Linked DNA regions of Homo sapiens: region 2 is linked to region 1. A link is a loop called in an ENCODE intact Hi-C map of the cell type or tissue named here. Cell type or tissue: heart right ventricle. All regions are shown on one strand. Links, peaks and the distances in the headings refer to the core of each region. The heading gives the core; the rest is flanking DNA.

Region 1 (2,907 bases), core at 314-2,813:
TACATCTTAAGAGAACTGTTCTAGTTTAAAGGAGTCTGCAGTGGGGATGGGGTGGGAGAGCTATATGGGATTACTGGGACAATTGAGCAAATTTGAATATGTACAGTGTATTAGCTAACTTTATTGTTTCCTTTCTTAATAATATTATGGTTGCACAGGAGAACGCCCCTTTGGATATACATGCTGAACTACTTAGGAGTGAAGCACCGTGATTTGGCAACTGACTTTTATTTTTTATTTTTTATTTTTATTTTTTGAGACAGAGTCTCGCTCTCTCGCCCAGGCTGGAGTGCAGTGGCATGATCTCGGCTTACTGCAAGCTCCGCCTCCCGGGTTCACACCATTCTCCTGCCTCAGCCTCCTGAGTAGCTGGGACTACAGGCGCCTGCCACCATGCCTGGCTAATTTTTTTTTGTATTTTTAGTAGAGACGGGGTTTCACCATGGTCTCGATCTCCTGACCTCGTGATCCTCCCGCCTTGGCCTCCCAAAGTGCTGGGATTACAGGTGTGAGCCACCGCACCTGGCCCCAAGCAACTGACTTTTAAATATTTCAGCAGAAAAAAATTATAAATTTTTCAGGTAGTTGGAGAGAGACAAAGCAAACGGAAAAACGGGAACAATGGATTAATCTAGGCGAATAGCATAAACATGTTCGTTATTCTTTCATCTTTTCTGTAGGTTGGAAGTTTTTCAAAGCCAGCTGGGTGAGAAAGAACAGGAGTAAAGAAAGATTCTCGCCAGGCGTGGCTCACGCCTGTAATCCCAGCACTTTGGGAGGCCGAGGCAGGTGGATCACCTGAGGTCAGGAGTTCGAGACCAGCCTCACCAACATGGAGAAACCCTGTTTCTACTAAAAATACAAAATTAGCCGGGTGTGGTGGCACCTGCCTGTAATCCCAGCTACTCAGGAGGCTGAGGCAGGAGAATTGCTTGGAGCCAGGAGGCGGAGGTTGCGGTGAGCTGAGATGGCGCCATTGCACTCCAGCCTGGGCAACAAGAGCGAAACTCCATCTCAAAAACAAAAAAAGGCCGGGCACAGTGGCTCACGCCTATAATCCCTGCACTTTGGGAGGCTGAGGCGGGTGGATCACCTGAGGTCAGCAGTTCGAGACCAACCTGGCCAACGTGGTGAAACCCTGTCTACTAAAAATACAAAAATTAGCCAGGCGTGGTGGTGGGCACCTGTAATCCCAGCTACTCGGGAGGCTGAGGTAGGAGAATTTCTTGAACCCAGGAGTCAGAAGCTGCAGTGAGCTGAGATTGCACCACTGCACCCCAGCCTGGGCAACAGAGCGAGACTCCATCTCAAAAAAAAAAAAAAAAAAAAAAAGAAAGAGTCTCACAGTTGGCCCATCATGAGATGGGGTCTCCACGCATCTCCACCACTGTTGCCAGCAGAGGACCCTGAAATTCTAGGGCTTTGCAAGGAAAGAGCTGGTTATTAGAGACTGCTTTTCAAGCAGCTTCCCAAATGTGGCTGGATTCTGGGCCGACTAATTGTCGTGTGATGTCAGGCCACAAAGGGTGGATAAATTCCAGTTTGTCTGGTACTGAGAAAAAAATAGGCCCCATATCTTAGACAGCCCTGATAAGGTGCCTCCATGGATATGAGTAATGGTCAGACCCAGGGGATGACCCAGGACTAAGAAAGCTGGACAATGGAAAGTCTGGAGCACTGTGACAGGGAAATTCTTCCCCTGAATTGCCTTTTCCTATTGAGATAAGATAGTACACAATAAAGCGCCAGGCTCAGAAGTGCTGCTGCCAATCCCAGCCAGGGCAGCCAGCACTCGGCCCGAGCTGACGCACATCAGTGCCCGGGGCTGTCAGCACCTGTGTGGTCTCCAGAACGCCAGCTCTGATGGGGACCAGTCCTAACTCCCACCATTCACCAACTGTGGGACTCCTATTCTTGTTCATTAAAAAAAAAAGAAAAGAAAGAAAGAAAAAAAGTGTACTCCTCTTCTACCTGCTTTACTCTATGGTGCCTCCAAAAACTAGAAACCATGCCGGGCGTGGAGGCTCACGCCTGTGATCCCAGCACTTTGAGAGGGGCGGATCACCTGAGGTGATCAAGACCAGCATGGCCAACATGGTGAAACCCCGTTTCTACTAAAAATACAGAAATTAGCTGGGCATGGTGGTGGGTGCCTGTAATCCCAGCTACTCAGGAGGCTGAGGCAGGAGAATCACTTGAACCAGGGAGGTGGAGCTTGCAGTGAGCTGAGATCGTGCTATTACACTCCAGCCTGGGCAACAAGAGCAAAACTCCATCCAAAAAAAAAAAAACACACACACACACAGAAAAAAACTAAAAGCAAACCATGAAAGGGCCTTTCCACTCCCAAATGCTATAAAGGTATCAGTTATTATTATTACTTCCTTAGCATGAAGCAGTTAGTTTTGTAGATTCTCTCTCTTTTTTTTTCTTTAAGACACAGGGTCTGGCTATGTTGCCCAGCTGTTCTCAAACTCCTGGCTCAACGATCCTCCCACCTTAGCCAGCCTAGTAGGTGGGACTACAGGCACGTGCCACCCAGCCCAGCTAGCATCCCCTGTTTTAGGTCTAGTTCCATATTTCTTTAAAAGTCATCAGGATGTCTTTTAGGTCCTGAGTATATTTTTATTATGAGATTGTATAAGTAAAGACCTTTGAACTTCTGAGGAGGCAAGATTGAGACACCTTAGATGCTCCACTGTCTCCTGAGTGAGCAGAGTGGCAGAGGCTGTTACCCTTTTAATAGCACCTTAACCGGGAAGTAGACCCCTTGTAGGCAAGCAGTGACTCACCCACACTGTCACGAATGAGTCAGTGTCCCAGCCGAGCAGGGGCTGGCAGCCTCCTACTTCACGGGGTGGGAAGCAAGGCCTAGGCTCAGTCCTGGATATTGGTCTTGTCACGTTA
Region 2 (2,907 bases), core at 157-2,656, 250 kb after region 1:
CGGCTAATTTTTTTTTTGTATTTTTAGTAGAGATGGGTTCTTGCTATGTTGGCCAGGCTGGTCACGAACTCCTGGCCTCAGGCAATCTGCCCGCCTCGGCCTCCCAAAGTGCTGGGATTATAGGCATGAGCCACCGCGCCCGGCCGATGTTTTTAATTTTTCAGCATTAGTGCTCTCATAAATCTTGCATTTTTGAAGAAACAGCAGCTGGGGGTGCGCTCTGCCTTGCTTTTTTTTTTTTTTTTTTTTTTTTTTTTAGATGGAGTCTCCCTCTGTTGCCAGGCTGGAGTGCAGTGGTGCAATCTTGGCTCACTGCAACCTCTGCCTCCTGGGTTCAAGCGACTCTCCTGCCTCAGCCTCCCAAGTAGCTGGGGCTACAGGCACGTGCCACCATGCCCAGCTAATTTTTGTATTTTTAGTAGAGACAGGGTTTCAACATGTTGGCCAGGATGGTCTTGATCTCTTGATTACGTGATCCGTCCGCCTTGGCCTCCCAAAGTGCTGGGATTACAGGCGTGAGCCACCGCCACCGGCCTGCCTCGCTTTCTTATAGTAAAGGATGGCTAAGACATTCCAAAGCTCCTCCTTCCAGCAGGCAGGACGCTCTTCCAGGAAGCTTTGAATGTTGTACCTTCTTTAGTGATGTCCTGCTACTTGCCAGTCATGCAGCCCTCGGCAAATTACTAAGCTGTCTGTGGCTCAGTGTCCTCACCATAGTTTTATCACATAGCACCCACCTCATAGTGTTATTGGTGAAGATAAAATAAGTGCATCCATATAAAGTACCCACAACAATGACACATGGTACGTTCTCCAAAATCGTTATCTTGCATTATTATTTTTGTTAGTATTATTCTAGAGAGAACTGTGGGTGTGGGTGCGGACGGGGTAGGCAAGCACCGGCCAATTGTTTTACCTGTTCCCGTTGATCTGTTTCTGGAAGAACGTAAAAACTGCTGTTTATATATCAAAATTGCATTGTTTAGGAGGATTGGAAATGCAATTGACACAATTGTTCAGTGCTAACAGTGGATATTGGAAAACTGGACGGTGCCGTCAAAGATTAGACTGTCTAGCGCGATGCGAGTCCAAGGACGAATGCTTTCTGGCCCTCTCAGCCTGCTTCCACCACGCGCGCATCTGCAAGCATTTTAAGTCTGCGCCTGCAGAGGTCCCGAGCCTGGTCTCGGAGCGCCCCCTTGTGGTCGCACGGAAGAACGCGCCCCGCGCAGACGTGGAGGGCCAGGGAGGGGTTCTCCCAGCTCCGCCCGCGGGCGCGGCGCGGTACTTTATTCTTGGAAAGTCAGAACCGGGTCCCCTAGAAGGGATACGGGCACATTGACACGGTGACCCGGGGGATACTTGCCGGAGTGCATGCGGGCGTGCGTGCGGAGCCGTCACGGCTTCTGTCTCCTGCACGCCTGAAAAAGCGCCAGGTCCGCTTGGGGCCCATGCACCGAGGAGCCGCCGGGCGGAGGCGAGTCCACCCGCCACCCGGTGGGGCGGCGAAGCGTTCGGGGCGCTCCAGATTGTCCCCGCGCTGCCGCGGTCCTGCACAGTGACTCGTCCCGCGCCCTCCACGGCTTCCAAGCGTCCCCTGCGACCTCCAGATGCCGATGTGGTACGAACCCCGTCCTCGAGGATCTCAGCTGGGAGCCTCCTGCTGCGCGCTGCTGCCACGTGGACGCGCGGTTCAGGACCGCACCTGGCAACGTGCATCCTGGGAAGACTGTGCTTTGTTTTCTTTGGGATTTTATCAAGAGTTGTTCAGCACTTTGGGAATCTTTATCCCGAGGCAATGCTTAGCCCTGATTGCAAAATGTCAAACACGGACACAAATTCATCCTTTACTCATCGTGAGTGAGTGACAGTGACTTCCAGTCTGTTAGTGAGATCTTGGCCAAACATTCCACATGGAAACGAATTCTTTTATTATAAGTTACCTTTGACTTCTAATTAATATTACAGATAGAAGGTTTTATTTTTAAATTCTCTGCGAGGTTTGACGATATTATCTGTGAAGTTTTTTTTCAGGAGACTAAAGCGGGTGTTACAAATGATTTACCAGGAAATCATTAGGTCTGTGGGGGTGCGGTTCAGAGGTCAAAGTAACAGAAGGAGCAAAACCACATGGTCTTCATCAAAGGAGGCCTGCTGGTGTGTCCTGGCCCTGTTTTCCTCCCGGGGTGGAGGCTATGGGTCTGAGGCTCCCCTTCCCACCATGGCGTGAGAGATCCTTTCGCAGAGAAGCTTTGTAAAGGGGAGCAGAGATTCCAGCTGCATTTGGAGGGAAAGGACAGATTCGTGTATTAGTCTGTTCTCCAGCCAAAAAGAACCAACAAGAGATGATAGATAGATAGGAATTGGCTCATGCAATTGCAGAGGCTGAGAGATCTCAGGTTCTGCAAGCTGGAGACCCAGGGAAGGCGGTGGTGTAATTCCATCCAAGTCCCAAGACCTAAGAACCAGGGGATCTGATGATATAAATCCCGGTGCAAAGGCAGGAGATGAGATGTCCCCGCTCCAGCAGTGAGGCAGGAAGACGCGGGGCAGTTACTCCTTCCTCTGCCTTTTTGTTCACTCAGGCCCTCAGTGGATTGGGTGGTGCCTGCCCTGGCTGGGGAGCGGATCTGCTGTGCTGAGTCCACCTTTCCAAATGTCAATGTCATCGGGAAACGCCCTCAGAGACACACCTGGGAACGGTGTGTGTCATCAGGGTACCCTGTGGCTCACTCAGGTTGACACCTAAAATTGAACATCACAGTTAGGAAGCCTGATTTGTGGCACCCGCTCTGCCTCACTTGCGACCTGTGTCTGTGAACAAGCCACGCCCCCTCTCTCCAGGCCTCAAAATCTTCACTGAGTAACTAGGGGCTGAAAGCCTGGGTGGACGTGTGGATGCCCCAC

Evidence for each region. Peaks named below come from ENCODE experiments on the same cell type or tissue, not always from the same donor. Only the 100,000 strongest peaks of a DNase experiment are listed, where the experiment ranks them.
Region 2: it touches region 1 in a loop (5-fold over the local background); 15 of 110 quality-filtered maps call a loop at or near these places.

What each region holds. Positions count from the first base shown.
Region 1 is chr3:194,578,138-194,581,044 of GRCh38, reverse strand. No RefSeq gene overlaps it. Among named protein-coding and RNA genes, the nearest start is that of TMEM44-AS1, 4.7 kb to the left of the region's middle. In heart right ventricle, for the core only: no CTCF peak of the experiment used is centred there; a DNase peak (open chromatin) is centred at 1,793; H3K27ac peaks cover 2,500 bases.
Region 2 is chr3:194,332,226-194,335,132 of GRCh38, reverse strand. No RefSeq gene overlaps it. Among named protein-coding and RNA genes, the nearest start is that of CPN2, 18 kb to the left of the region's middle. In heart right ventricle, for the core only: CTCF peaks have their summits at 1,003 and 1,210 (motif pointing left); a DNase peak (open chromatin) is centred at 1,202; H3K4me3 peaks cover 642 bases; H3K27me3 peaks cover 1,581 bases.